4 separate regions of the Homo sapiens genome follow, and regions 2, 3 and 4 are each linked to region 1. The links are chromatin loops, found by intact Hi-C in ENCODE. Cell type or tissue: natural killer cell. All regions are shown on one strand.

Region 1 (8,000 bases):
GTGAGATGAAAAGATTAAATACTAGAATAAAGGACCATTACACAACAGAGATTCAGCTGTAGGCTCCCGCATAAGTGAATTTCAGGGCTATGATGAAGAATCTGAGATGAGAGAAAGGAAGTGTTTAAATATAAAAGAAAGAAGTGACTATCCAATTCTGACTTGGAAATGTAGGTAAGTTGATGAAACAAAGCCATCACTTCACTAGGTTGGGTCTAACTTGCTTCCCTTGTGCAGACGGTCACTGAAATTCTTCATGAGAAACGGAGAATAAAGCAGGACCAGACTCCAAGACTCTGATGCTTGTTGCCTGGAGAATGTTACTGATGCTGCTGCAGGTCCTCATGCTTCCTGGGTTGGCATGAGCTATGGATGTGAGTGACTAGCATCATTCTTAGCACAGGTTGGTACTCAAATATGTTAGTTCTCTTTCTCCTTTCCCCACTGGTGGGAGGGTGCATAGAATCAATGATTTTGAGAAGCCCATATTTCCAGTGACTATTATGCTGCATTTAACTTAATTTCCTTTTATTTTCATTAGCTTCTAAGTGTAAACAGTTTTCACATTAAGGGCTATTTGGACGTTTATTCTCTTTAGATGATCACTGAGTATATGTTAAGTTGGTTGAGGCTCTTTGGTCCAGAAAGCAGTAGATACTTGCAAAAAAATCATGTTATAGGTGGCAAATTTTTTTTCAACTTTTATTTTGGGTTCAGGGGGTATACGTGCAGGTTTTTTACTGGGTAAATTGTGTGTTTCTGAGGTTTGATGTACGAATGATCCCATCACCCATGTAGTGAGTATAGTACCTGATATGTTGTTTTTCAACCGGGGTCTCCCTCCCTACCTCCCACCTCTGGTAGTCCTGAGTGTCCAGTGTTCCCATTTTTATGTATAGGAGGCAAATTTTATGGTTTTTTTTCTCTCATCATAACAAGACATCAAGTTGTTTGGCATTGTACTAGGTTTTTCTACTGATTATAAAGTTGCTACACTGTGTTCTTTTCTCTAGATTGTAATTTATTATCTGTAAGTAGTATAACAGTAAATACTGAGAATAATTTTTAAAATTAACAATTCCACCTCTCTTATATATGAAGTATTTACATTTTCCATGTTCTTCCAATCTTTATCCATGTGGATGTTTACTCTTTATGTAGATTCTTGCATTTTTTAATTTGATGTTATTTTACATGCATTTTAATGTTACTTCATGGTAGCCATAATTACAATTTTAATGGTTGCAAAATATTTCATTAGATATATGTCTTAATTTACTTAGTAAATTATCTATAGAGGCATTAAAAGTTTTTACCATCAAGTTTTTAAAAACCACTATAAATAATGTCATCATGGTTATAAAAACAGATCTCTTTCTCCACTTAAATCTCAGTATTTCCTCTGAATAAATTTCCAGGAGTTGGATTATGATTCCTGATGTGCATGGCTAATTGTTTTCCCAAAAGATTGTGTTATTTTGCTCTGCCAAGAGCAGTGGATGAGACTTCTCTTGCTTATCCTCTCAACAGCATTTGATACTGCTGACCATGCCTGCCTTCTACAAATACTCTCTTCCCCAGGGCTCCCTAGGTGCCTTTCTATTCTAGTTTTTCATCTACCTCTCTGGCTATTCTTCTTTGATCTTCTTTGTCATCCCCTCTGCCTCTATCTTTTTCTTCAATGTTTGTGTCCATCAGGGCTCAGGCCTGGGCTGTTTTTAAGGCTTCCCTTTGGAATATCTCATTCCCTCTACAGTGGGTTTAATTACTGTATCACTGGTCATGTGATATCCTCTGCACATCAGACATATATCTCCAAATGCTAAGTGGGCATGCTGGTCTCCCTGTCTCCAGTCTTGTTCCCTCAAAACCATTCTTCATAATCCAGGCACAGTGATCTCCCAACACATAAGTTGGAGCATAAAATTGAGATTCCGAGACAAGAATCCCAAGACCCTTTATGGGATCTGCCTGTCCCTCTTGCTGCTCTGTGTCCCACTCCACTCTCCTGCCCTTTCCTTGTGTGTGCCATGACTTCATCTTACCTGTCTTCCTATTCACACTCTTCTTCCAGCTCTTTGTCTGACTGACTCCTACTCATCCTTCAGGTCTCAGAGAGGCCTTTCCCGAGCACTAGGCAACTTAGCTTTCCCTGTTAATGCTCTCCAGGTCCCTTATCCAGTTATACCATTTGCTACACTTGAGGCCTGTTCCTGGGTGCATCAATTTCCCAGCACCTCTGGCTTCCCTGTGCATAGGCCAAGCATTATCCTAAGTCCAGCTGACGTACTTAGCAGCAGGTGTTTGCAGAGGCTGTGGTTGTGCACAGAAGCAGTGAGCGCTGAGGGCATATGGACAAGGCACTGATAGCCTCTGCTGCAGTCTACTCCTTCCACTGCCTAAATGCACTCATGTGCCCTGTTAGATTCACGCTGACCCATCCCTGATTCTGCAAGAAGGTGATGGTGGCTCACCCCACTCTCACTTAGTTTTCCTCTCAGTTTCTTAAAAGGAAAACTTTACAGGAGGGGTGCTTGTGGGCTGGTGGCACAAGCTGCCATCCTTGATGTTGCCCTGAGGCCATGGCTAATATTCATCTTTGCAGAAGGCAGCTTTCTGGTCTAGGTTGCTTGCCTGGTGGAATAACCCTGAAATTTACCTCTGAGGATCTGAACTTCTGGTGGCCATGTTTTTGTCAGGCTCCGATTGCCTCTGGTGATTGTGCCTAAAGTTTCAGGAATAGGAAGCATGAATTCCCTAACTCAGTCAGTGGAAGTAATGATGAAATGACCCACTCTTCCCATCTGTTCAAAGTATCTAAAGTATACTGTGTATCTGGAAAGATGACTGGGCCTTTTTGGGGGTTTTTGGATACTCTCAAGCTGGCAGCCTCCAGCTTGTGCAGCATATAAAAAGTACAATGGGTCCTGCAGGTATAGCCACTGTTGCACTCCCTTGCCATAGAGTGGGTCCCTGGGTCTGAAGCAATGTTATGAGTGATGTGAACAAGTCAGAAGCTCTGAGAGCACTCAGATGGTGGGCCTGGCCCAGGCATGGTGGGCAGGGGAGGTAAAATCCAGGCCCAGAACGTATATCAATCTTAATAAGGACAAATTACTGCCCCAGCTCTTGTCCTAGGTGGACGGGATCTGATATAATCAACTTGCACCAAGTGTTTGTTTGGTCTCCTCCAGGCATGGTATCTTATCCAGCCCTGGGGTTTGTTTCTGCTGCTGAGAGATCAGACAGCAACAGCAGTAGCAGTTGGATCAACCTCAGTGTTTGATCTTTCCTCCTCCCTCCTGCTAATTGCTCTGTCTACCTGATTTTAGATACCTGACCCTAAACAGGCAGAGACATATTTGTTAATGAGACGTTGCTAATGATCTTTTCGCTCAAACTAGGTGCTCTTATCTCCTGCTGTTTCTTCAAAGAGTAATTTTCCCAGATGTGTTTGTGATCCAAGCTCAACAGATCACATTGTACTTCAAATAGGCAGCAACAGAAAACTTGGATCAAAGTAAAACTAAAACTACAACTTTGGAAGGAAGAGGTGGGAGATTCTGCTCTGGAAGAATCAGCTGACAGGAGCCTAGGAAGGAGAGGAAGCTGACCCAGGGACCTAATTCTATTTAGTTACTAATCTGCTGTAAGCAATTACATTTGAAGATCCAATTTTGCAAAAGATCAATGAGAACCTCTGGATTTCTCTCTTGTAGTAGTTGTGTAATGATCTGAAGCTCATAAGCCCAGGGACATATCTTATTTTCCCCCATATTCCCAATGCCTGAGCCAGTGCCCTGCTCAAAGTCCCGAATAAATATGTATTTGTTGAGTGGACAAATAAACAAACAAATGGATGAAGTCTCGTAGATAGAGGGTGCTTTGTAGGAAATCATTTGAGTAGCAAGATTCTCCAACCCACGTAACACAGGACCTGATTTGCAGAACTTTGTTTAGACATAGCATTTCAAGAGCACGTTTTCTGAACCATAAAGGAAAGTAGGGTTCTAGATGAATAATGCCTTTTCACAGTGTCTGAGTCACCTCACACCCCTCACCCTCATCTGATAACGGCCCTTGGCAGATCTGCCCTTTTGCAGGGGATTCCCCAAGGCTCTCACCTCTTGCCTGCCCCTGTGTGTGTGACTGCAGCAGGCACAGGGTTGCCAGGCACCAGAATATAAGCACAGAGCTGGAGGAAATGGGAGGAATGATAGGGCAAGTTTATGGCAGTGAAACTTCCTGACAGTATGCATTTATGGGAATATCATACACATTTCACCTTATGATGGTATTTTTTATGCTGACAGGAAGATAAAGCTGGGCAACAACGGAAAAGTTGACTACCAAGGTAGTGTTGAAAAGGAAAGAGTTTGTTTCAATGAGACATTCTCATTATAGATGTTGGCTTAGTCCAAGCTTCTGCCTCCTCTCCCATCACAGAGGTTCTCTTCTTCTAATATATTGTGGAGGAGGGGGGTTTGTATCAGTGCAAACTGTACTGCCTCTCTCATGCTCTTGCTTCTACAAACACCCCTCTCCAAACAAGGACACCACAAGGGCGTGACAAGCGGTGCTCATCACAGCCTCTAAGCTTCAACATAACAGGATTGTCTTTCTCTTCAGTTAGATAGGGACATTTAGATAGAGCTTTGTCCCTCAACAATCTATTGAAGAGAGCAAAAGCAGTAGAGGCCCAACAGAAGTTCATTTTGGAACTTGCTAAATTAAAAGTAAATAACACTCAGCATATTAAATGCCCTCTAAAAATATGTGAAAGTACTCAAAGGCCTTGGCATCCAGGAAGTTCCCTGCAGGATGTCCACCTGCACTCCAGTGCTAGCTCTGGGAAGCTGTATGAGCCTGGTAAGTCTTGTGCCTTCCTGGGCCTTGGTCTCCTCCTCTGTTAAATATGTGATTTGGACCTTCCTTCTTTCCTTCCTGCCTTCCTGCCTTCCTACCTTCCTTCTTTCTCTCCTCTCTAGCTCTCAGTATAGAAACCCTTTCTTTAGATGCGATCTCTTAAGAAAGGAAAACTAATATATATAAGAATATTAAGCATGAACCTTCTCTGGTTAAGCGAAGCAGGAGAGAGGTCGGAAGTATATGTTTCCAGAAGCCCCTGAACCTCAGGAACCTCTAGGCTCCAGTTGGAAAAGCCCTGTAGCTGTGTTATTTCATGATCTGCAAACTCTCTACGAGAGCTGCTTTCCTAGTCTTACCAGCCAAAGAAGACGTAGACTTTTCTAGCAAGGAGGACAAAGAGTTCGGGAATATCCATTTCAGTCAGTTTTCAAAACAATCTTGTATCATTAGGAGAAACACAAACTTGGGTCTGAATCCCTATCCTTTAAAGGACTCCTACAGACTTGGCTTGGGGTTCCTAACTGCAGGGAAAATAAATCCTCAATCATTTACCTTCATGACATAGGAGACCCAATGATCAACAGTATTTCTCTGTATAATCTTCTTTCTGACAAGCTCTCCAAACAAAAGAAAAGAGAAAGAGAAATGGCCATAGGAGGGAAGACTTTCTTCTAGGGCATTTGAGAAGATTGTCAGACCCAGATGCGAGGCACCACCTTTCCACCTTATGCCTCATTAATGGAAATAACGCAAAAGCCCAGATCTAAGGCAGAGCTTCCCACCTATGAACCTGCATCTCAATCTTCACCTTCCAGGAACCAGACAGTGTCTTCTAGGCTGATTACTTCCAGTTTATCTCATTATGATGTCCACATATTATAGCTCCCCTCTCCCTTGTGATGAGCATGGAAAATATCAGTGACTCCAAATCCCAATTCTTTCACCTTAGAAAACAAATCTGAGAATCCCTCTACCACCAAGCACAGTACCTGGATACAACAGGCACTCATTAAATGTTTGCTTAGCCAATGCAAGGATAAATGAATGAAATTCCTCATCCCTGTATTCATTTCTGAAGACCTGCTGGTGAAAATTTAGCTCTAAACATCTTTCAGATTTATTCCACTGAGGTATGAAAAAGGGAAAATAAATGACGATGCAAGTGAAGTCAGGAGCTGGCACAGAAAGTGCAATTGGATTCTGCTTCCCCCGTAATTAAGTGTGCCCAATGCTGCTGACTTAGGCGATGACAGCGTGCAGCTTGCCTGCCCACCATGGGTGCGTGGGAGGACGGGCAGCCCTCAGGATACCGCTGCACAACACGCTTGCCACCTTATCAAGATTTCCACAGCCACAGGAAGATTTCTCAGCCCGCCATGCCCCTGCGGACTGCCCTGTGCTATCATCCCCCTTCCTGGCTGAAGACACGCTGGCTGTCACCTCTTCTCCTCCCCGGAGATGAGCATCTTTCCTGGGCCTGCCTTGGTGTTTTGACAGCCACTCCATGTCCCCGCTGCTCAGAGAGGGAAAGCCACTAGGGAGGCCCTCGATGGAAATATTACCCCCTGTCCAGGGTAGCATGGGCTTGATCGCGCCTGATTATTTCTGATCACTGTCACTGGGCCAAGAGCACAGTGAAGTCAAGAAAGAAATGGCTTCATTAGTGTGAGTGCAGAGGTCTGGGAAGGCAGCAGTGGCGTGGAGGACCTGCTTTTGTGAGGGCAGTGAAGAGAGAGGAAGGAGTGGTGTCTTTAGATTGAGGTATCTTGAGATTCCTGCTTTCTCCACTCACTTCAACTGCCCATATAGGTTCTGCAGGTTCCAGAAGGTTCTAGAACTTGCACAGGATCGAACCTATAGCTTCTTATGGAACAAACACAGAATCAAGAAAATCTGGTGGCAGTCACCTGGTTTAACTCCTTTGAGCTCTAGACCAGAAATTAAATAGTGCTTAATCTGTTACTTTAAAGAAGCCTAGTTCTAACTTTTCCTCAGCTTGCTCCCTCTTTTGACTAGGATCGGAAGGGTGGGTGCAAATGGCCAGCTCCCCGTAGGTTTGCCTCTTTGAGCCCTAAGTTTCCCACCACTTCTCTGCACTACAGGCTTTGCCCAGGGTGGGATCCTCAGCCCAGGAACCTTGTTTGTCCTCCTCTTGATGCGGGTGCCTGCTGCCCAGCCACACACCCTCAGATTCATTTTTAAAGAAACATCAACAGCTGTTACATAGCAAATGAGCCGTTCAAAGAGCTGGGATGACTTTGAAAAAGGGCTTGAGGACAGCAGTTGACCTCTGATCGTCTCCACTCAGATGCCCTCTCCCTCCTACCCTTTCTCCCCGTCCCTGTCCTCTGCTCTCCCAGCGAGCCTGTCTGCTCTTCAACCCTCCTCCCTGCCCGATTGTGCTGTCTCTTCAACACCTCCCATGTTGCTTGATTCCTAAAATAACATAGGGGAAAACATTTGTTTGTTTGTTTTGAGACGGAGTCTCCCTCTGTCACCCGGCTGGAGTGCAGTGGCACAATCTAGGCTCACTGCAATCTCCGTCTCCTGGGTTCAAGCGATTCTCCTGCCTCAGCCTCCTGAGTAGCTGGGACTACAGGCACATGTCAGCATGCCTGGCTAATTTTTGTATTTTTGGTAGAGATGGGGTTTCACCATGTTGGCCAGGATGGTCTTGATCTCTTGACCTCGTGATCCACCCGCCTCGGCCTCCCAAAGTCCTGGGATTACAGACGTGAGCCATCGCGCCCAGCTGAAAATATTTTTTTAAATAAAGAAAATGAATCCTCAAGCCAACTGCATTGTTTCGGTTGTTGATTTCAATGCTATCCTCGCTGGACTTTTGGTGGGAGTCAGCGGTCCGTTGCGAGGAAGCTAACCTCCCCGGGCTGGAGTCTTCGGGGAGGCCCGCCGGACTGCCCCGACACTCACCATCCTCATTGAGGACTGTCCCTCTCAGGAGAGCTGCGACTGAAGGACAAGTGGAAATCCTCTGATCAGAAAGTATAAAACAGGACACCTTTTCAGCATCAGATTTGACTAGTAAGTAACCCCGCTTCTCTGGGCTAGGCCACCAGCCAATTCCTCAATGGAGGGCAACCAGTGCGTGAGGAGCAGGGCTTAGGAATAAT
Region 2 (8,000 bases), 320 kb before region 1:
TGCCAACAGCCCCCTTTCCCTTTGCTTGTTCCGACACAATGCCTTCAGGTCTGTCTAAGTAATGTAATTTACTAGAGTGGAATTCCCTCGGTACCCTGTGCAGTACTTGGTGACAGTATCATTTATACTCCACCGTGTCGTGGCCTGACACTGATCCATCCGCCTTCATCCCTCATTCAGAGGAGAGCATGCAATTTCACCTTCCTCCGTGCCCTTCTCTGGTGTGCACGTACACATTCACTCCACTCAGCCCTAATTACAAACCTGGGTTAAAATACTCTCATTAGATTTATATTTCACACTCCAAATGTCAATCTTGTTGAAAATTCCCGTTTTCCGGAGGATTCATCCATTAGCAATAAACTTTAAAGCATTCTGTGACTGAGTGCATTAAACCAGCAATGCGGACATGCACTTAAAATACATCATTAGAGAAAATCTCCATTGCAAATACTTTACACTATTCAACCAAAGGAATAATGAGCCCCGCCTGGCCAGTACCCTCAAACTGCACATGAAGGATAAGTTAAAACTGGCAGTTTTGCAGGAAGGAGCACACAGTGTATCCACAGGATGCATTTCAGAATCTGTCATTCCTTATGAAAGCGTGGGAGGGAATCACAGCCAGAGTCTAATTTATCACCTTCTCTCACCTATTATTTTTACAGAAACTTCGGTCTATGGCAAAGGGCAAGAGGGACGGCGAAGATAATGGGGAATATATGAGTGTGTACAGGGAACAGAAGCTGTATCTGCAATGCCAGGAACTTTGAAAGTCACCTAGAATGATTTGCTCGGCCTGAAAAGCATTCTTCCATTTCGTTAACAGAGAAAAGTGGAGAAAGCAGCATTGTCTGGAGACACTGGAGAAGCGGGTATCATTTTAATACAAGACAGATTTCCCTGGCAGAGTTGACCTGAGAAATGTCTTTATTCCAGACTGATGGTTCCTAACACAAAAACCAAAAATCTGATGAGAATACTAATATATAAATTATAAGTCACAAGTTGTATCTGGGACAGGGATGGTAGGACAGACTAAGAAAAGGAAAATTTGAAGAGGATTGAAAAACAACCCAGCAAAATACAACAATTAAGAAAACTAAGCCACCACTGTTTTATATCTGTCCTGTATTTTAATTCCTTAGCTTATAGGTTTAATTCATCACTTCTTGTCAGGTCTCAGGTGAGGCAAAGTTAAGATACAGTCATAACTTCTCTTTAACTTTGATAAATGAAGAAACAGCATTCTAGGAAAGTCCTGGAGGAGGTTAAAGGGAGACTGATTTGAAGTCTCAGCATCTAATCCTGAAGGCTAACAAAAAAGTTATGTCCACAATTATGACTTTGTACTGTGAAATACACAATACACTTTATAATGCAAAACTTTGGTGGGTGGAAAAGGACTCTAGAAGGACAGGTATACATTGTATTAAACAGAAAATAACTTGCAAAGCATAAAAAATAAAAATAAAAGCAACAGCAATTGTTTTCTACCTGTCAGCATCTGGTCAATCTGTCAGATTGTTCAGTAACCAGAATTATAACAGATGCAATATTTTCTGTGGGGAATTACACCACCATGGAAGCTATTGCTCCTGAAGTTTTGCCCATTTCCACCTGAAATATTTTTTTAGCCTTACTTGATTACAACATTAGCACTCTCTTTCATAACGTACACCAGCAGGTACTACAATTAACATGCACAGATGTTAGAACTGAACATCCATGTTTAAATAAAAAACAGGGAGAAGGTAAAAATTACTGAATATGCTCAACACAGCACTAATCTTAAAAGGAAAGAGAGGCTTACATTGTGCTAACTTAACAGCAAAATAAAAAAAACAACAATCCCCCAGTTGGCATTAGTAACCTAAGAAGAAGCAAACCACTCTATAAATGCCTGTATTCTTCTGAAACACTGAACCAGAGGCTGATCTTTTGTCCATTTAATTCCAAAATTTGTACTCCAAGAATAGAGGAGAACTCCCAAATGCTCTCAAATTCTCCAACACATTTTATGATGCAACTGCACAAATGACGATAACACCAACATCATTTTGTGGAGTGCTGGCTTTGTGCTTTATGTACGTCATCTCACTGAATCCCCACAACCACCCTCTCATTCAGGCAGGCAGTACTACTTCTGTTCCCATTTTCAAATAAAGACACCCAGGCCTAGGAGAGGTTAACAGATCAAGGTCAACAAGTAGCTAAGCTAAGATTTGATCCGGAGTCTTTTTTTCCTCCTAAAGCTCTCAACTCATTGTAACCACTGTGCCACACTGTCTGCCACAGTTGGGGATGCCAAAGAAAAATGTGATTTGCAGTCTTCATTTTTCAGAATCTTCTGGAACTGCCCTCTTGACTCATCCATTTTACAAAGCTCATCAGACTGAAAGGCTCAGAACACTTGCAGACATTCTCATTCTTTGGAAATGCCACAACCACTCAGTCAGTGGAATGGGACAGCACCATCAATGGGATTGCGAAGGCACAAATTTCCCTGTGAATGCTGGCGCCGCCTCTCTTTGGTGTTTCTTCTAGCCACAAACGGACACGTTATCACTTACTGTGGTTGCATTCGACTCAGCAGCCAGATGCAGGGGAGTTTTTACTTGGTTAACTGTCCCTCCAACATCTGTGTCTACAGAAGATACTACAGGGCAGGCGTGTGCTCATCCTTGTCCCTTCTCCCTCCTCCAACCAAACACACAAAAAGTTTTCCAATCTCTAGGGCAACACCATTAAGATATCCTTTCCTTGCTGTGCTATGAGTTTACAAGAAATAACTTTCTAACAATAAGCCAAGAAGATGGATGTTGTAAAACTGCATTTCAAATAAGGCAATTCCTTTTTAAAAAAGATTCAAGGGTTTCACGCTTCTTTCTTCCTTCCATCAACACAATTTGTTTATGTATGAGTTGGATCTTTCTTCCTTCGGAAGAGAAAAGTGCTGATAAACTATCATGTGTAGACACACAACGCAAAAACTTGGTTGCCTTTTGCTATTTAAACAGAGACAAATTATTTCCCAATATACCACTTACCAGACAGATGCAAAGATGTGGGCAAACCAGTCATCAGAATTAACAGAGTGATTTTGCTTGCACTACATATTCTGATTTGTATGACTCTTATTTTTAGCCATGCACAAAGGGCAATAAATGGAAAATCTTATTCTAACCGCTACTTTTTCTGGGCCACCCACACTGCCCCACCTACCACACAACTTCAAAATGTAAAAAAACCCAGACCAGGGTTTGTCCTAACAAGGGATGCAAAGTGGCTAAAATGTGTGACATTTTTTCCAGTTAGTGTTTGTACTTTCATTTTTTTTTTTTTTCTGTCTCAGGACTTTCAGGGAAAACAATGTTGACTTACCAATGGGCATTTTCAAAGACTCTAAGTTGGTATGTCAGTCAGTGTACAGACAACGTGATCCGCAAGGCACGGGCACCACCCTGCCGTGAACCACATCTCAGCCAATCTTCCGCAAAGAAATGTACCCAAAAACTTTTCTGTAAATTCAGGAAGGTGATCCACACCTTCCACATTTTGTTTTGAAACAATGATGGTATTTTAAAAGTTCTTCAAATTAACAAAAGTGATATCAGAAATATAAACATTTCTAAAACAGAGCGGGCTGTGAGGAGTGATTTTGCCAAACTTAAGTCAGTAGCACTTGACTTATATCTGCTTTTAGTCTGCGGTGGCACCACGCTTACCAAGGCACAGTATCCCCTTGCTATCCCTTTCCTTCTGTGCATTTTTTCTTTCTGTATGCCTTAACCACACTTCTCCACCTGATAACCTGAAGCTTATCAAGCATTAATTCACACATGGTTATCACTGTGGATTGAAGCATCTGATATTTAGAGATAACCATCTTGACGGCAAATAATAAAAACAAAATTGATGAAGAGGATATTTGCCAGGGGCACAGAGAAGATAGAGATGAGAGTCTATTTTTGATTACTATCTTTCCAGACTTTTAATAAAAAGTTATTACAGTCCCAGGATACCAATTAAAATGCTTGTTCCTCTGAGCCCTCTGCAAACCACAACAGCAAACATATGCAGGTAACAATTAATATTTAAAAGTCTAGTTCAACAAAATCATCAGAATCATTAGGAAACAAAAGGCGTCAACCCTGAGAAAGGCATCTTTACCTGTGTGCCTGCTCATTATCCAGAAACTAGAGGAAATGTTCTTTCATCGTCTGGTAGTTAGCACATGCCCTGCAGAGCTAACACCGTCTTCATGCGCGGTACTCGAGCAGCTCTGATGAGATGTCTCAGAAAATCTTTTTTGGGTGATAGTCCACTATCGCCAGAACTTCTGACTTGTGTTGTAAAAACACAGGCAATTAAGTATTACACAAAGTGGGTCATACGCCACTGAGACAACCACACCGCCCCCAAATCAGACTCCAAATGACTGTGCTGTGACAAGGTAGGAGGGGTCTGAACGCAGCGAAAGCAAAACTTTTATGTGGTGAGGAGCATTTTAGTTTTCACTGGTTTAGGTTAGAGAAAGTTAATCTCAATGTCAACTACAAAGCCAACAAACTTTTAGTGTGTTCTTGAATTTATATGACAAATGCTGGCTGTTCATCTAATGGGAAATTCAGATCCAATGTCATAAACAGTCTGAGGGACAGTCTCAGGCTTAAATGACATGCCCATCACTAAACAAGTGAGCACTGTGACTCAGTGAAGGAAGGCGGCCAAATCGAAACTAAAGATAAAGAACCAAATTCTCATTATCCACATTAGCATCTCCTTCTCCAAAGGAGGATCAAAGTACTGTATACCACTTCCCCACACCCGTAACCAACCAGGGCATTCAACACAATCGCAGATGCTACCCAAACACCCTTCAATTGCTGTAGGAAAAAGGTCAAATGTAGTTACCTGAATTGAGCACATTCATTCATCTGTCACTGAAGAGCCACAGAAATATTAATCCAATATACACTGAGTTCCTATTACATACAAGGACACAGAGGACATGAAGGGATGCTCTCAAAGTCACTGCTTTCAAGGAACTTAAGAATCCTTTACACGGGATGATAAAACCTAGATATAACCAATGTCAAAGACAGACTTTTTCTTTTTTTTTTAAACAAACAAAATCCCTTCTAGCAGCTAGCTGCTTACTAAATACTTCCTATTCTACGGACATAAAGTTTGTGGATTACAATTCTACATTTCTCAGATGAATCTTCTAACAATTCCTTAAATTTTACCTTGGTTTTCTTTCAGTGCTCAAAGCCCTTCCTAACCTTGGCCAAGTGTTAGGATTCATCCTAACCTGAAGGCCTAGTACTCTCCAAAGGGAAGCACAGAGATACCAGCACAACTCAAGGAGCTATAAAATCACACCACAGCAATCGGAAGAGATGCATCTTTAAAGGGGGATAAAGGATGCAAAGTTAAAGGAAAACTCTGTTCACAGCACAAGAAGGCATATATTTGAATGAAATTTTGTTACCAAAATTATAAAATCAGAATTTGATTGGAGTTCATATTGTTTGGATTGTGAATGCGGAATGGGAAGATCTGGCTAACTCAACCTTTCCCATTTCTGCCAAATTGCCTTATAGTACAGTGATTACTAATTTCTAAATAATCAGAACACAATCAGTTGACCTAACACCAAAGCCATCTTGTACATAACTGAATCTTCCTTTATGATTCCAGAGGCCCACTAGGATCTTACAGGGCCACTCACTATCATTTTGACTGACAGAAGGTAGAAATGAAAATACTGGTTGACAGGAATTTCCACCTGATAAAGATACTAGTGAGTCCACACAGCTATCTGTTCTTATAAGAGCTGATTAATATAATTAGAAGGAAGAAAAAAAAAGTAACAAGGAGATCACTGTCCTATAAGATGACACTTAAAGGCATCATTCCTAAGTGCCACCAGCTTGTAGGATGTAATCAGTCTAGAGCACTGCTTGTAAATTTGGAATTAGTTAATTAGTTTCTTGAAAAAAGTCTGGAAAAATACATAAAAGTATGAGTTAACAGGTAGGTTATATTTGGGCAGCCAGATTATAGGTAATTTATCTCTACCTTTATTCAATTTTCTGCTATTTTATAAATTATGTAGAATACATGTATCACTTTGATAATAAGGAAAACAAAGCTACTTCTGTTCAGATAAAAGGAAACAATTATTTTCTGATTGTGGTTCTGTCTAGAAATCAAGAACACTTCATCAATAAGTTTCTGACACTTTCTGTCAAGAAATCAAGGACCCAGCATACTAATCTGAACTGAACTGATGACAAGTAAGGCACAGAATACAGGAAAAACATGCTAGAAATAACAGATTATAGCTTCTAATTAAGCACCGCAAGGACTCTAAAAATCTTGCTATCCTGCAAAGCTTTGTAAATACTGTTCTGGGGCAGAAGAGCAGAAGTGCTTTTCCTCCTCATGACGCACAGTCTGTGCAACTTCCAGCTGCCACAAGGCTGCAGGCACACACTCTTACAAGATCTAGCTAATGGGACATCCTTGGAAAAACATGCTGCAATGCCCTGGGTTAAATCTGGGCTCACAGAGAGGCATCATTTCACTAGTGACAGGTGCATCCAAAAAAGAGCACACAAACCATTTCTTAAAAATCAACAGATTGGAAACTATTAGAATAAATTGATAAACAATTTGTACTACAACTGATGTCACTGGGCAGGCAGCTTTATAATAAAACATAGATTATTTGGAGACTCACGACTCAGAGAATTATCTTTTGAAATTTTTGATTTATATATTAATGTTTACAACCATGCTGGTAACATCACTCCTCTCTGTACCATTAGCAGAGAATGAAAATTAATTTTGATGATCTCTTGAGCAGAACATAATCTGAATCTGAAATGGAATATTACAAATAATCATATCATAGGTTCTTTTTATTTTTTAAAAAGAAACAGAATTGGCTTCAAAAGTATGCCGTTGGTTCCCAATGACTATAGGAGCTAAATACATAGGTTCATAAAATGATTTCATATATTAGTTTTAAAACCAGTAATATCACAACTTTTAGAGTGCTTAACATAAACAGAACATTCAACATTTAACCTCTGGCACTGGAAAGGTGGTAAAAGCCAAAACTTGCAGTTTCTCGAGAAGGATAAAAATGAATGGTATATTGTTCTGTCCTCAGTCAAAATTTTTAGATTATTATTAAAGCATGGAAATAGGTATACTAAAACCTCAGTTAATTAGACTATTTGAGGACAAGAATATTTTTTATTATTTTGATTTTCTGGTTAATTGACAACTACAAAATGCTTTTTGTTGAAGTTTTTCCAAAGCAGTTTCTTTTCCTCTTTATAAAACATCTAACCATTCTCAATGATTCAGCAGGTCAATGTCATCAGCTACAAGTATCCTCCAGGGTTTACACCCCACCTTTACTCAAAACCAAAGCTATCTTGTTTTCTTCATCGCTGAAAAAGGGAAGTGTGGTGTGTGCGGTAGGGTGGGGTGTGTGGGAGGGAAGGGGAGGGGGTGGGGAAGTATGAAGGTTAGCTAATTCAGGGTTCTGGCTAGTTGGGTTCCAGGTAGCAAAACCGTCAGTAAACACAAATTCAATGTCTGGAACCAGGCACATCTGATTCCTGCGAATGATGAGACAAGGACACAAGGAGATCCCACTAGGGTCTGTCTTTGTTGGTCTTCTCTACTTTATGTCATTTTGTCTCGGTGACTGCTGGTTTGATGCTCTTCTCTGTGGAAAATGTGTCAGTGTGTCTATCTAAAAATTCTGGTCTATGAACTCATGGGGGGGGAATTTATTTTGATTAGATTCCATATCCATGCCCTTTCAACTCAAGCTTAGGGTGGATGTCAAAGATGAATAAGCCCTTACTTTCCTCTCCCTTAGACTTGCTGACCTGAATTTTCTCCTCTACAAAAATCTTTAATTCCAGTTTTTTTTTTTTTTTGGTATCTCAGCGGCTCCCCATAGCAACTGA
Region 3 (8,000 bases), 440 kb before region 1:
GGTCTGAGACACAGGTAGCAGTCTCAAGCTGGTACCTTGTCAATCAGCAAGACAGTGCAGTGAACGCCAGGTCACGACACAGACTCTCTCAGGTCTTTCTAGGGAATGTTCATGTTATTGGGGAGGTGGGTCCTCTGCAGGGGCCTCTTCTTTCCTCTCCTTAGTCTTGTGAGTCTTGCTCACGATGTGGCTGCTGTTGCCCCTGTTCCCCTCTTCCAGCAATGGTAAGACACACATGGAGCCTCTGGACATTTTTCCTAGCAAGTACATTGCTTTCAGGGTGGATGAAACTGCTACTCTACCCCACTACTTCTCAAAATGTCTTCCTAGCATTTGAGGGAGCTTGGGAAATGATCCATTATACATTATGTGTGGCTGACTAGGGTGCTTCTGTGATGACCCCAGGACCGGGATAAACGGTGAGGCTTCCATCACCTTCACTGTGATGGACATGGGATGGCCCTGGGGTCTTCTGTTGACAAGGAAAATCTAAAAGGTGCTGGGAGAGTGTTGATCTATTTGGTTTCAATCAATCAATCTGGAAAGAGATTCTATATCTTCCTTTACGCTGAACGGGTGAAGGGCAAGGATGAGGGTGATGAACATGGCATCCTTTCAAAGCAGGTGTAGGAGGGGGAGAGAGGGAGGAGAAAGAGGGGGGTCTGGAGTGCCTCAGTGTACTTCATGCATTAGACTTCAGTATATTTTTACTCAGCAGCTTGCCTCTGCTTGTCGAGTATTGAGATCCAGATCAAATATCAAGTGCTTTTCTAGGACAGAAGTGGTTAATGTGGAATCACCTTCAGCATCCTGCCTCTGTGGATGGGGAAGGCAGTCTCTCTACTGTCATCTTTAATCTTAGCACGTAAGAACAATGTGGGAGTGGTGGGGGGCAGGGAGTAGTCCAGATAAAGGGCCTAGAGAGTGGGTCACATGCTTGAATTTATGTGGGTTCCCTACCTCCTGGCCCCTGTCCTGCACAGGACACGACTCACTGTCTGCTTCCGAGAACGATCCGGATTCGTCACTGGAGTTGGTTCCATAAGACTGCTCACATTTAATTTGGGGCCGCACTTGGTTGTACATTCCATCTCCCATCAGGCCTGGTTCCTGATGTTCTGTGGCAAGGAATCTGGCTCCCTGGGAACAGGGCGAGGAGGAGAACTCACAGAGAGGGAGGCTGCAGGGTGAGCCCCCGCTCCCGTCCTCCGCGTAGGAATAGGAAGAGCAGGAGCTGGAAGTCCTGGTCCTGGTCTCCAAGGGGGGTGAGCGAGGGCAGACTTTGATTGGTACCGGGCAGCTGGTGTTGGGCCGCATCCTTCCTGGCAAGTGGTCGGCCATCAGCCCACCGTGGGAGTAGGCCTGCGAGCTGGGGAGGGACTGGCCGGCTCCCACCCACAGACCCTTTGGCACCGGCTCAGAGAGGTCTTTGTCCAAACTGCTCACCCCAGAATAAGAATGCACCGAGGTGCTCACTTGGTCACAAGCGCTGGAGGAGAAGATCACGCTCCTCCGGTCCAGCTCTCCCTCCTGTTTACAGAGAGCCTCCAACCCAGGCCCCCTGAGGGGCGACCCCATGGTGAAGTTGGACACCTCCTTCTGGCCCACGTGGGGCTGTCCATAATTCCCTGTGAAAGGGGTGTAGTCAGTTTTAAGGTCACCCTGAGTGATCCCCTTGTCAAAAGGGCAGGCTGGACTCCTGGCAAAGTGCTGCTGAGATGTACTGGGCAGGCCAGACAGCTCCACACTTTTCGTTATGCTGAACAGAGACCTTAAGCAGGAGGGCGAGGCCACGCTCCTGGATCTCTCCAGGCAGGCGGCCCCAGCTGGGGCCGTGGGGGTAGGGGCAGGGCTGGGCTGTTTCCGGTCCATCTCGACATCCCCCGCTCTGTCCTTGGCGTCAGGCTCATCTCCAGACAGGCAGAGCGTGATGCTCTCTTCCTCATTCTCTTCACTGGGCGGCTCACTTTTAATCTGCCCCCTGGCAAGCCCCGGCTTGAGGCTGTTGCTAGAGTTATCTTCCCGGAATGTGCTTGCAAAACCTGAGGTACTGTGTGATGATGCATTATAGACATTCTTGGTACATGCAAGCTGGTATTTCTTGTATCTGGGGTACTGCGTTAACGCGTCCTTTTCTGAGCTCTCCTTGGTGTCTGTGGGCACGTCAGGCTCGGGCAGCAGGGCTTCTTCCTTCTCTGCTACGGGGATGGCGGCGGCCTCAAAGCTGATGGGCTCTGGAAGCATCTGGTCCCTGGGGCAAGCCATCTTGGCCGTCTCTGAATCCATCGTCTCCTCCTCTTCATCCTCCTCCTCTCCTGCAGAGTTCTCGCAGTCCTCGTGTGGGCGCTGGCACGCAGCATCCTTCCGGCACACAAACAGGCCATCCTCACTGTTCAGGAGCTGGGTCTGCAGGAAGCTGAAGCAGGAGTCCTCCAGGTTGTGCATGCGCAGGAACTCAGCACAGCGGATGACCTCGCGGATGTTTTCTCTGCTGAGTAACAGCTTGGCAGTGTAGGCAAACTGTAACAGCGGCCCAAAGCCCCTGGCTGTGACCTGCAAAACAAACAGGGAAATCGCCAACATTACCATCAGCACTGCTATTGTCCCGAATCCCTCAACTGAAGCAAGATAACCAGACAGTGCTAATGTCCCAGAATAAAGACTGCAAAGGGGCAGTTAATCTTGTAGTACTGGGTCAGCAATGATTCTGCTTCCAATAATTAGTGCCTGTCTCGTGCATGCCACTGTTGTACTCCATCACAGCACAGGCAGAATTGAAAATCACCAGGGTCAAGTGGCTAAACAAGATGACAACGGGTTCAGTGTTTACACTAATGAAATATCCTGGCAAAAATGCACGGTGACAATGGGGAGCCTATTAATTTCCCTCCCAATCAGTCCTGTTGAGAGCCATTCTACACGAGGGGGGAGTGTTGTGACACTTCTTGCAGCTTGCTGGAGCCCAAGAGAGCCTTAACGTTTTCTTGTCAACCACAAAAATGGCAATGTGACCCTGCAAAAAACTAACTCCAGGGAGTTGTAAAAATAGGTTTTCCTCACTTACAATGTTAAAAGAGACATTAAAACAACTCCTGTTTTGCTCATCCATCACAGTTTCTACTTGAGACTTTCGGTCATCATGTCTACCTGATCTTATGATGATGATGATCTCATTATCTCACCAGAGATGACAACAATCAAAAGTGGTGTGCTCAAGATGAAATCAACCCCTGGCCCATAATGAATGGGGGTTGCAGAGTTAAACAAACCGGCTCTCATTTAAATGGTTGAAGCTGCTGAGTGGCACAGGGTATGGGCTATTCCTTCCCTAATTATTAGCAGCAGCTTTGCCATGCAGCTGTCTTTTTTTCCTGGTAAATCTTCAGGGGCTAAGCCTACTGTCATTTGCTGCTTATCTGTTATATTTTACAAAGATTGAAAGTGTGCTATTTATGCACAGCTTGCATATGCACACAAACACGTGTGTGCCCACACGCATGCCTGCTCACACACAATGACTTAGACAATTAAGAATATGTTGCCTAAGGCCAATTGTTTTTTCAGATGGAAATGGATTAAACTTGCTGGTGTTCATCAGGGTAAGCTTCCTTACCCTGCACATAAAACCACACATCCTCTAGGTTCTTGCAAGCACTGCTGACCACACAGGAAGGTGACGCATGTCTACAAATCCTGTACAAATCAAATGAAAGCAGCAATCATGGGGTCCTTGCTAGAGGCTATGGTAGCAGTGATACAAAATTTTAGCGGGGGGAGTGAGTGCACAGCAAGGTGAACTGGTAAACTTTGTAGCTGACTTCTGTGTGTATTAAACTCACCGCAGCATACAGAGCCAAAATTCTTGCAAGGACCTGTAATTGATGTTCAAGATTCAACCTGGACATTCACTCCTTTGGGAGTGCTCTCCAGTCCTCTTAGAGAGAATGAATGACATTGTCCTCTCAGCTCTCATAGCCAGATGAGGAGACGTGCTGGATTCTCCAGGGCAGCACTGATTTCATATCATTGCATTCTTTCCAGTAACGGAAATTTCTTAGACATGTAACTGAACGGGATTTTAATTGTTAATCTTTTTAAAGTACTCAAGTAAGATTCCACATTAAATTTTTCTGTCAGATGATGAGTCCAGAGATATTTGGTTAAAAAAACAAAACAAAAAGCCATGACTGCTAGACCCACATTATAAATTCTATATGGGCAATCAGTGCCATCTCCCTTTTATTATACCTAATTGTGCCTGTTTCTACCATAAGACAGCAAGCTCCTTCAGATCAGGAATGGTTTTGTCTGTCTTTGTAACCTTGCATCTAATCTAACCTGGGGTCTCTCACATGGTAAATACTTGTTAAAAGCTTGTATGTTACCAAATATGTCATGAGTCAAACTGTGTCCTAACATACTACTACTGTGTATGCAAGGTGACAACACAGTATGTTTAGAGAGTGTTGTCTCAAGTTACTTTTGGAGCAAGGCATCATGTAAACCAACTAACTGAACCGATCAACTGATCAAAGGCAGGCAGGCAAGGGTCTTTGTTTGCCCCGTGTCACAGTACCAGTATTAAAAAGGAGGTCTGACCGACACTTTTGTATCCTGCTAAGCTGACATGGTAATAGGTTCAGCAAATGTAGTACTGACAATACATCTGTTTTATGTCCTTTTCTTCCAAGAATCTTTAAAAGAAAGTAAAAAAGCAAGGAAATGTGTATTTATAGGTAACTGAAGAAGATGACAAGAATGTCACATGACCTATTCCTTTACTGCCACATGGCTCCACCACAAAGAAAGAAATGGTGAAATCAATGCAGAGTTGACCCCTGCCCTCGTAATGATCCTATGCTCCTCTGTAATGTGCCAGTTGCCAAAAGGGTGGATAAGACACTTCTTGAGTTTTGGCAAAGGTGCTCACTATATGGGAAATGTAGGAAACTAATTTCAATGCTATTTATACTGTTCACACAGTTTTTCTTTTTTTTTTTATTATTATTATGCTTTAAGTTTTAGGGTACATGTGCATAATGTGCAGGTTACATATGTACACATGTGTCATGCTGGTGTGCTGCACCCATTAACTAGTCATTTAGCATTAGGTATATCTCCTAATGCTATCCCTCCCCCCTCCCCCCACCCCACAACAGTCCCCAGAGTGTTCACACAGTTTTTCTCATACTCCCATCCTTATCACCATTTTTTTTTTTTTTGATGCTGTAGGTCTAAGTAAGTCTTACCACTATCTTCCACTGTGGCCTCTTGTAAAGAAAATTTCTAAAGAAGCCAGGGACATCCATGGGGATCTGTAGATCAGGAAGCAGTACTGGGAGTCACCCTCTGCCACATGGCTGCAAGGAGCTGGAGAAAGCATCTCCGCTCAGGGACGAGCTGATGCTTAAATGTATGAATTGGACCAAGGAGGTGAATGAGCAAAGTCTCCACATCACAAATCAATGGCACTCCTTAGATCACTGAGGCTTAGGAAACTTCCTGAGCTTGAAATGATCGTCATATGGTCATGAAAGAGTCATAGATAAAAAATCTGGTTTGTAAACTGTCACTTAAGCCCAAGGGCAGAGGAAATGGTGTCCTCACCATGAAAGTTCAAGAGCTCATAACTAGCTCTTCTCCCATTCTGGTTTCAGTCCTGCTTTGTCATATTTAAGTCTGCAAGATTTTGCTCAGCTTCTGTGTGTGAGGCTTTGTTTGGTGAGCCAGAATGACCATTTACCAAGTATCTCCTAGTGCCCAGCACTGTGCTCTTGTAACACCCTGCAAGGCAGGCATGACTGCCCTTATTCTGTAGATAAGGAAACTATGAAGCAGGGAGGTGAAGGAGTTTATCCATGGTCAGTGCTAGTCAGTGGAGAGCTAGGATTCCAAACCAAGTCCAGTCTGTTTCTTCTTCTGTGCTAGTGGTGTGAGGGAAGGATATGTGTAGGACTCAGGCCTGTGCTCAAGAGATCTAAGATTTAGCTTTGTAGAAGAGGTACAAATGATGAAAAGTTAACTAAGTAACAATGTAAGCAAGTCAACAATGGAAAAGCCATTGCAAGATTATATGAGTAGTTGTCAACTGAGAAATCCAGACAAGTTCAGGATAGGAGACTACTGAGGCTGAGGGGACTAGCAAGGGGGCCCCTTGAACACTTTTATCAGCACGCCTTGAGTGTCTGCTCTAGGTCAAGGGTTGCTTTGATACGATGGCTACTTTCGGAACTGTCACAAGGGTCCCTCCCAGGAACCCATCTCTGGTCTACTTTCGGCAGTGGTAATCGCTCCAGATACACAAAACAGAAAGCAAGTGCCCATCACACCTGCCAGCAAGTGTTACAACAGGCAGAGGCTTTCTAAATACTGGCTTAGCCTCCATCTTGAGAAGGTGGCACTGTCTACCCATTTTTAGGGACCATTTAAATTCATTCATTATACTCAGAAGGCAAATATTCAGGTACCAGTGAAAAGCTGTATGTTCATGAAACTGTGACCACAAGTCTGCATTGTTACTTACTTTTTGTTCTTAACAAATAAGGCTCTAATAATGGGAAAAAATAAGAGGGGGGTGGGAGGTGGAGAATTACACGCAAAACTAACAACTCATAAAATGGTATTTTAAAAAGTAATGATCATAAAGTTAAAATGGAATGAAGTGGCTATAAATAGAAGAATAGTTCCAACTCACTGATGTTAATGGAGTTGCATCCCTCTGCTCTAAGCAGACCCATCTAGACTAAAATCCACTGGTCAGCAGTGGCCTCAAGGTATGAGAAACAAATGCAAAATATGGTGTTAGGGACAACTTGGGATAACAGTCTTGCATTTTGAATGAAAATATTTTGAATGCCTCATTTCGAAGAACATTTTTTCATTGCACTTAAATATGTAACTACCTGGTCTCATACTGTGCAATACTCATTCTGATACAGATGAGATGGGATCACACATTGGGGCCAGAATACAGTGTGCCATGTGGGGGCGAGACCTCGGAGAAGGCAGAAAGTTAACCCTCCAACCTCCCACAGACTGCTTCCTAGGAGGTGATGACCTCAGCTAGCAGTTGGCACATAGTTGGTTCAACCCTGAAAGAAATAAGGCCAGGGTACCGTGTCCGATGGTGCAAGTCAACATGCTGACAATGTGTTGAAATTTGACCCACTGTAACTATGACCCTTAATCCTTCATTACATTGGATTCTAACATATCATCTCTCTGCTGAAAGGAAGATGGGCTGATGAAAACTCAATTTGTAGAGAAAGTTTGGGCACTGTTTGCAAAGCTGGGGAGCTCAGTGTTTTGGGGAGCTCAGTGTTTTGGGGAGCTCAGTGTTTCATGAGACATCCATTTTGCTGCAGGACAGAGTTTATGAGGATACTTACAACAGTTCCATCTCTGGACTATGATAGGGATGAGGCAGTCAGCCTTCAGGCATTTATTGAAAATAGGGTTTGAGGATTTTTGAGACTTGGAACATCATTCTCTATATAAGCTACATGACTAAGGTGTCTCCAGTTGGTTTTGGCAGTATATACACATGGCTGTAGCATTGAGCCCATCTGCAGAAGGCTGATCAGATGAATCCGGAGGACAGGTGACTGCTCCCTGGGAGAGGGCTGGCACGCTTCTCAAGGTCCCTTAATCACAACTTCACAAAAAAGGGAAACTTACATCTTCAGCAACACCATGTACACTTTCCTGATGAAGCTGAATCTCTTACACACTGCAGGAACCAGGAAGATAAAGGTAATGAACCCCTGCCCAAGGGCTTTTTAAAACGCTAGACCACTGACAACCCCTCTGGGTTGTATTTGCACAGCAAGGCACTTGTCAAATGATGAAAGCAATGCTGGTGACAATTAACTCTCCCTTCCCACTCTCTTACTGCACTGCAACCCACTCTGCAGGATGAAAACTGACTTAGTGATCAGGCATCACTCCTCATCTTAATTTTCTATAATTCATATCCACATTATCACATTCTTCTTCCAAAG
Region 4 (8,000 bases), 82 kb after region 1:
CCCTCTGCCCAGCATAGGGAAAGCTCAGGTGGCTGGAAGGAGGTCAGAACCAAAGTTCAGAAATACAGAAAAGCTTAAAGGGATTTCCTGAGCTAGCCTGGGAACCTAAGCACTGTCATTCACTGGTTTTAAGTGTGAATGTGTTTCAAATTTCAAATAGTAGCAATACACTTGGCATTTCAGAACATAACTGCTAGCAAGTTATATGCTGCCTGCTTGTGCACCAAGGTCCAAAAACTGCTTCTCTGTGTTTCAATTGAAGATGACTCAGGTGAATTACAGAACACCACATGGTTGAAATTCCTTTTATATGTGGTCTTCTGGGTTTCAGAAGGGCTGTCCACATGCAGGCCTTCTAAAGAGCCAACCACCAGTTTCCTGTATACCCCAGCCTTGGGGCTTTTTGCCATCTCTCTGCTTTGTTATTAAACAGTCAGAAGTGGGCTGGGGGTGGTGGCTCACGCCTGTAATCCCAGCACTTTGGGAGGCTGAGGTGGTTGGATCACTTGAGGCCAGGAGTTCAAGACAAGCCTGGCCAACGGGGCAAAACCCTATCTTTACTAAAAATACAAAAATTAGCTGGGTGTGGTGGCAGGTGCCTGTAATCCCAGCTACTCAGGAGGCTGAGGCAGGAGAATTGCTTGAAGCTGGGAGGCAGAGGTTGCAGTGAGCTGAGATCACGCCACTGCACACCAGCCTGGGCGACAGAACGAGACTCCACCTAAAAAAAAAAAGTTAACAGTGAGAAATGGAGTCCCCTTTGTCTGGACGGGGAGCGGCTGGCTGGGAGGAGGATGTCAATGGGAGACCGAGGGGAGACAGCTGCAGAGACTGCAGCAGCCTTGGAGGGCAGGACAGAGGTGGACGTGGGAGCACTAGTGGACAGGCCATGTGTACATGGAGGATACTCAAAAGGCAAGGACTGCCTGACACTTGCAAACCCGCACCACCCCCCTCCTGCCTCTAGGGTGCCAGGCTCTTGAAGAAATATATACTTACCCATTTTTGAAAGGTTGACGGGTCTTCTGAGCGTTTGAAGGGGTATTTTCTGTTGTTCAATTGTGAACATATTTGGTTGCAGTTTTGAAGGCTTTTCCTCTAGAACTTTTCATGTCCTATTAGCTGATAACACTCCTGAGCATGAATGTCTCTGTGCTACTGCCCTCTAGGTGTGTTGGAAAAAATAGAGTGCTAATCCCACGCACCTGCTTTCAATTCGGCCCACATGAGTCTGGTGCCAGAGGTTTGTTCACTCTGAATATTTCTACGCAATCTTCAAAACCTGCATTTTTTTACGCTAACACATCTCTGCTGTCAGCATCTTAATGTACACACACACACACACACACACACACACACACACACACACACACGTCGGGGCTCCATAGTCCTACCATTTGTGTTCTCAAAGGGAAGAGTTGGCGAGGGTGAGCTAGGATGACCACTAGATGACAGTATATAAAACACCTCTTAGGTGCTCAGGTGAACGAAGTTTGAATACTGCCCAGAGCTGCGATTCCCAGATTCTGATCTGTAAAATTTTTTAAAAAGGAAAAGAAGGCCCAGTGCCTGTAATACCAGCACTTTGGGAGGTTAAAGTGGAATAATTGCTTGAGTACAATTCGAGACCAGTCATAGTGAGACCCCATCTCTACAAAAAAGAAAAAATTAGCCAGGTGTGGTGGCACACACCTGTAGGCCCAGCTTCTTGGGAGGCTGAGGTGGGAGGATTGATTGAGCCTGGAGGTTGTGGCTGCAGTGAGCCGTGATCACACTGCGTGGGCAACAAAACAAGACTCTGGGCATTCCAGCTTGGGCAACGAAATGACACCCTGCCTTAAAAAAAGAAAAAGAAAACGAAAACAGGAGAGAGCCATTGGCTTGCCAAGTTTTTATCTTGCCAGGGGACATCATTAGATATAAATCAACTTCCATTCCTCCCTAAGAGAAACATTTTAGTCATGAAGAAATAGGAAGGACAGAATCTCAAAACAAGAAATTATCTTGTAAATCTCAAAGTAGCTTTATGAAAAACTTACCACATTGTTCTTTTGTGCTCATTTTGATGCAGACCAGTGAAAGAATCATCATGAACAAGCATTTGGGAAATAAACCTAGAGGAAGATTTATAATTCCAGGTTGTGTTTCCATGAGTGGAATTAAGATAATCGATCTTGCACTATGTTATCTTCAAAATGAATCTAAGAGCTAAGTAAAGTTTCAATCCAGAGACACAAAGAAGAAACAGGGGTTGACATTTGATAAAACTCATGCTATAGTCTGAATGTCCCCCAAATTCATGTGTTGAAACTTAATCTGCACTGCATTGTCTTAAGAGGTGGGGCCTTTGGGAAGTGTTTAAGTAGTGAGGGCTCCACCCTCATGAAGGGTTTAGTGCCTTGTAAGAGGGTTGGAAGGAGCCAGCTTAGACTCCTCTGTTGCTCTTCCACCAGGTGACAACACCTAGATGGCCTCATCTATGAGGAAGGAATGAGCCTTCATCAGACACTGAACCTGCCAGCACCTTGATCTTGGACTTCCTAACCTCCAGAACTGGGAGAAATAAATTCCTTTTCTTTATAAATTACCCAGTCTCAGGTATTTTGTTATAGCAGCCGAAATGGACTAGGACACTCACTAAGATGAGGCAAGCACACAGGAATCGCTGCATATGTACTGGGTGTGTTGCTGAGCCACCCCTCCCCCCGCTTCATCTGGGCCATCTCAGCCTTCTGTTTGTCAGGAACAAAACTGATGATTGCTAAGCCTCCTTGGCCCTAGGGATGGGGCTGTTGAGCTGAACCTCCGCTGAACCAGGCCTGTAGGAACTGCATTCAGGTCCCAGGCTGGTAGGGAGGGTCAGCTCAGGCTCTCCCTCCTGCCATCTTGCTTGACCTCACCAAAGAATTCTGAACCAGAACATGGGTGTGCAACCTTCTGTGGCAGAGATGGGAGAAGTGAGATGCTATGCCCTGTTAAACAATGTGCTAAACACTAATATCACGAGTCAAATTCTAACTTTCAATTAGAGAGCCCTGATTTCAAATTCTGGGGCTTGGGCAAGTCACTTCACCTTTCTAATATTCAGCCTTCTTGTTTGAAAATAGGGCCATTCGTAACACCTACCTCTCATAGCCATTGTGAGATTAAATGAGGTAATCTACATAAAGTATATAATGTAGCACTTACTGTGTGTTCAATGTGCATTAACTAATATTAATAACATTGGTGCAGGGTGCTCCTTTCTAGAGGCAAGCAGGCTGGATGATCCTAAAAGATGCTTTGAGATGCGTGCTAAACATCATGTTTTGGAAGAAATTTGCTGCCAGTAAATCCCTACCTCTGAGTCTCTGGTTTCGTTTTAACAGCTCGTACTCTACAGGTGGTCACAACGCGGAAGGGATTGGAGTGTTTGCAGCCTGGGGAGTTGCTTCTGTAGTTGAGGAGATCTGGAGTGTCGCCTTCTGGATCCGAGTGGCCCTGCTTATTCATAAGGATGGAAATGACTTGGTATTTAAACAGTGGGGAGTCCAGTTAAGCTCTTCTCTCATTGACTATATTCAAGATCCCATAGTAGGTATCTCCCCAGCAAAACTACACAGCCTCTGGTGAGGCTGGAGAGCACAGAGAAAACTCCAGATTACCAAACACACTGACAGTGACACCACACCCTGGAGCTGTGCGGTGACTCACCCTGCCTGGGTAGGAAAACTCTCCCGTCACTGCTGTGAGCAGGCAACGTTAAGGGGTCCTTGGAAGGCTGTGCTTGTACTGCCATCTAGTGGTTTAAAAAAGTACGGCTCGCTTTGGGAAGGGTCCTGGATCCCGTAGTCCGAGCTGTGCAGTCAATCACTAAGCACTAGCATCTTCCTCATGAAAATTTAGTAAGATGAATATTTTATTGAAAACTTGGCATGCTAATTTCCTAATTTAATTTCATCATTCCCCCCACAAAGCACTGAAAAGTTTGTGAGAGTCAAAATAGAGTGAAGAGCACCAGCCTAGGAGTTCGAAGGCTCCTTTGAGTGACAACTCCCAATATAACTTGGAGGAAGTGGCTTAAACCTTCTGTTTTCTCTAGGAAAAAAAATGGAAGTTAATTCCCCAAGTGTACCTCTCAGTAAATGGCTGGGAGGTTGAAATGTGGAGCCACTTGTTCTCCTCTTTCTAACATGCTGCTTCCCTGGCCCCATGTTCTCTGGCTTCTAAGCACACGTTCTTTGCATTTCTTTTTAATTTCTGAATTTCAGGGAAGTAGTCTTTATCTATGGAGACCCTTTGGTTTCGGAATGTGGGTTTTTCCCTTGAATCAACTGCCCCAAGAATATCAAACAACGCTTACATGGGCCTGTTCTCTGTGGGTGCTTTTCTCCTTGACATAGCAACAGTTACACCAGCTCTACCCCAAAATGTGCCAAGGTCTTGATACACAAAATTTGGGTGTTGTGTTGAAGTGATAGGTTCAAGATCCTAAGGGTCAATAGTCTGTAAACCTACTGTTAGGGAATTTTAAACTTCTCCAGTGTGGTGTGTGAGCGCAAAGGAGCATAGGACAGGAACTCCAAAGACCTTGGTCTACTCTCCAGTGCCCTTTGATTCTGGGCTCCTCACTTAACATCAGCACCTTCATCTGTAAAATGGGACTATATAATAAGAACTTGTCAGGATTGCTAAGGCGATCCAGTGAGGTAATGTTTGAGACAGTTATGTGTAAAGCAGAGAGGCCTGTACTGGTGTTAGTTACTGTCTTTATGATTGTTCCCTCATTTGGCACCTCTTCTATAGCAATTATGGTACTGGATTTGGGGTAACCACCACTACCTCAGGTTTACTAGGTGTATGTGTTTTTCCCTCCAAGATTTACTGTATTTAAACAATTGATGGATCCACCTACTGTCCTTATTTGAAGATGATGTAGTCACAGCCTATGTGGTTTTGTGAGCCAGCAAAGAATAGTTTAATGGTTCAATTAGCTCCTTGAGGAGATACATGGTGGTTGAGATATGCCAAATAAGCAGCATGCAACCTCTGTGGGGAGAAAAGAAGTCAGCCGACTTCTTGTGAAGACACAGCTTCCTGCAGAGCCAGATGTAGCTCGCGTTTTCCTCTTGCTTGTTCCCAATAGCAGTGCTCAGGGGGGATAAACTTTACTTAACCTAATTAATTTTAATCACAGCTTTCAAATCTCATACTGTGAAAAGAATTACAAATTGGAATACATTAATAGAAGCCATAGTTTATGCTGCAAGCTAATCATGAAATGTGCATTTACATTTTCTGCATGAGTTTGCAATTACCATTGAAATAAAATGCCGTTATGTCCTTTTAAATTACCAAAATGTGAAGAGCAGATTGAGCCAGGCCCATTTTTGTGCTACGTTACTACAGGAGTGTCTAAATTCCCAAGAATTAGATGGCTTCCTCCATCTGAGTTGCAGTGAGGAATGATTTCCTGTTGTCTGCTTTGGGCAATTTCCGTTTTTAAATAAAAATCTTTTAAACTGATTGTACAAATGTCTCACCCGCTTTAACGAGTAGTCCTTTAAATTTAGTACAGAGAAGAAATTTTATGTGTATGTAAAAATTATGTGTGTGTATACATACGTATATCTACATATGAATGATATATGCATGTAATTTTTCATTTAAGTTCCATGTAAGCTTTCATGGAGGTACACATGGAAGTAAATGCCAGCTGGTTCCTCAGAGGATCTGAGGCATTTAGAGGAAACACGGAGGGTATAAAAATAAAATTTTAATAAAGAATTAGCTCCCAAATTAGAATAGAATGGCGAGACGTCTGCAGAGTCCGCATGACTTCTATGTGTGGAGGACTTGGCAGTTTTGCCCCTCTTTCACACGCGTCATCTTGCTCGGTCCTCGCAGCAATGATCCTGAGGTGGGCAGCACAGGTGTGATTTGATTGTCTCCATTTTACAGATGAGGAGACTGAGAGCACATCAGTGAGGAGCAGAGTGGGTCTTTCAATTCCAGGCGGAGACTCTTTCGGCAGGGAGGCTCCCTCCATCTAGAAACACAATTTTTAAACTATCAGAACTCAGTAAGGAGGGACAAGTAGGGATAAGCAGTGACTGACCACCTGTTAACATCATCCTGATACCTAAATAAAAGTGATGTAAAACACCATGGGGTGAATGTGCCTTCATAATAAGTTATGCGGCTTTGGCTGGTTTGTTTGGCCACCTCGCTGGACTTACTCAGACTTTGGATTTTCAGAAATATTTTATATACAATTATGCCTGAGAATGTTCCTAGCATACTGCTGACTGGTTGTTAAGCATGTGCAGAAATAGCATCCCACAACAACAATGTGAGGAAGGGAAGGTAATATCTTTTCCTCACTCATGGAATGAGGGCCTTCGGACCTACTTCAGAGGAAGGTCAGAGAATTCTTTCATGGCCTGCTTCAGGGGAGAATGGCAGGAAAAGGTCAAAGAGACCTTCCTGCTTCTGTTTTCTTAAATGCTGAGGTGCTATGTATTGCGGTAGCATGTCTTGAGCCTCATCATCATCAACAACAACCACCACAACAACAATAATAGTAAATAGCAGCTACCAAGTGTTGATTGCTTACTATGTTCTAGACACCTTGTCATGTGATGGTCTTTCCCATTTAGTTCTCTGTTGATATGGTTTGGCTCTGTGTCCCCACCCAAATCTCACCTTGAATTGTAATCCCCATAGGATCACCACATGTTTAGGGAGAAACCTGGTGGGGAGTGATTGGATTATGGGGACAGTTTCCCCATGGGCCTCGCTGGTGATAGTGAGTGAGTTCTCACGAGATCTGATGATTTCATAAGAGGCTCTTCCCCTTTCACTCATTTGCTGTCTCTCTTGCCTGCCACCATGTAAGATGTGACTTTGCTTCTCTCTCACCTTCCACTATGATTGTAAGTTTCCTGAGGCCTCCCCAGCCATGCGGAACTATGAGTCAATTAAACCTTTTTCCTTTATAAATTACCCAGTCTTGGGTATGTCTTTATAGCAGTGTGATAATGAACTAATACATCTATCTTCTTTTATCTCAGGTAAATATTCCATTTCTGCCAAGATGCCCACCAACCAGTGCATGCCAAGACTATGAGGCACCATGAATCCCTGGCTGGCTCACATGAAGGCAAATCCCCTTCAGGACCAGGAAGGCCCAGGCCACTTTGTCCAAAGGTGGTCCAGTTCCAGATACTCAGGTCTTCTTTAGATGTCACCTTCTCTTGACCTGCTTTCTCTTGGCCTAGCACCTCTTTCAGTCACCACCGATATCACTTGCTTTCAGATTCAGATATCTAAAGACCCTCCCCTAGGGCATAACGTCCCGTCTCATCCATCTTTATGAAGATAGTGCACAGTGGGGGTGGGGGGTACTTGAAAGACCTGGGCTTTCAGATTGTGCAGACCTGGGTGTGAGCTGGGCTCCACTGTGTGCCAGCTGAGATTGAGTGATTTGCTGAACTGCTCTGCACTTCAAGTTTCTCATCTGTTAGCAGGGATTTAAAATCTGTTTTGCAAGGATGTTGTGTGGAGATGAAATGTGACATCTATGTGATGCATGCAAACAGTCCCTGGCACATAATCATTGCTTGATGCCATGACTCAGAGGCTCTGCCTGGGCCCTTGCCCAAGCTCTTCCATCCTTTTTATGTCCCTTAGTATCTTTCTTAGCTCCTATCATAGGAGATATCTGGGCAAGCACCAGCCCCATCCCACAATTTCTACCTCCTTCCTCCCCACTTTCACCCTCCAATTCTGGGTCCGTGGACTTAGTTACATACTAGTCAGCTCTCTGCCAGCCCTGAGGGCCTGGCTGGACTCCTGCTGGATGGGACCCTGTGCCTCGGGTGCAGGGAGGATTTGGACAGTCTTCTAGCAGCCTCTGCACCATTGGCCACGGAGTTGAGGGCAGTGGATCCCTATGGTTCATCTCAGTTGCTGTGCCATCACGACTGGGGGGCAGGGCGGGGAGCGAGTGGATTAGATCT

What was found. Peaks named below come from ENCODE experiments on the same cell type or tissue, not always from the same donor. Only the 100,000 strongest peaks of a DNase experiment are listed, where the experiment ranks them.
Region 2: it touches region 1 in a loop (2.9-fold over the local background); 33 of 110 quality-filtered maps call a loop at or near these places.
Region 3: it touches region 1 in a loop (3-fold over the local background); 71 of 110 quality-filtered maps call a loop at or near these places.
Region 4: it touches region 1 in a loop (4-fold over the local background); 63 of 110 quality-filtered maps call a loop at or near these places.

What each region holds. Positions count from the first base shown.
Region 1 is chr6:90,393,996-90,401,995 of GRCh38, forward strand. No RefSeq gene overlaps it. Among named protein-coding and RNA genes, the nearest start is that of MIR4464, 85 kb to the left of the region's middle. In natural killer cell, no CTCF peak of the experiment used is centred here; DNase peaks (open chromatin) are centred at 4,106 and 4,546; H3K27ac peaks cover 2,019 bases.
Region 2 is chr6:90,076,584-90,084,583 of GRCh38, forward strand. All of the region lies in intron 5 of BACH2 (BACH transcriptional regulator 2), which reads right to left. Among named protein-coding and RNA genes, the nearest start is that of GJA10, 190 kb to the left of the region's middle. In natural killer cell, no CTCF peak of the experiment used is centred here; DNase peaks (open chromatin) are centred at 2,558, 4,438, 4,748, 7,508 and 4 weaker places; H3K4me3 peaks cover 2,813 bases; H3K27ac peaks cover 3,432 bases.
Region 3 is chr6:89,949,310-89,957,309 of GRCh38, forward strand. BACH2 (BACH transcriptional regulator 2) reads right to left here. Exons shown (of 9, transcript NM_021813.4): 7 at 961-2,553. Among named protein-coding and RNA genes, the nearest start is that of GJA10, 59 kb to the left of the region's middle. In natural killer cell, no CTCF peak of the experiment used is centred here; DNase peaks (open chromatin) are centred at 3,082, 3,172, 3,672 and 5,532; H3K27ac peaks cover 1,553 bases.
Region 4 is chr6:90,475,734-90,483,733 of GRCh38, forward strand. No RefSeq gene overlaps it. Among named protein-coding and RNA genes, the nearest start is that of MAP3K7, 110 kb to the right of the region's middle. RefSeq lists a silencer at 3,755-3,864. In natural killer cell, CTCF peaks have their summits at 1,074, 3,790 (motif pointing left) and 3,989; DNase peaks (open chromatin) are centred at 958 and 3,748.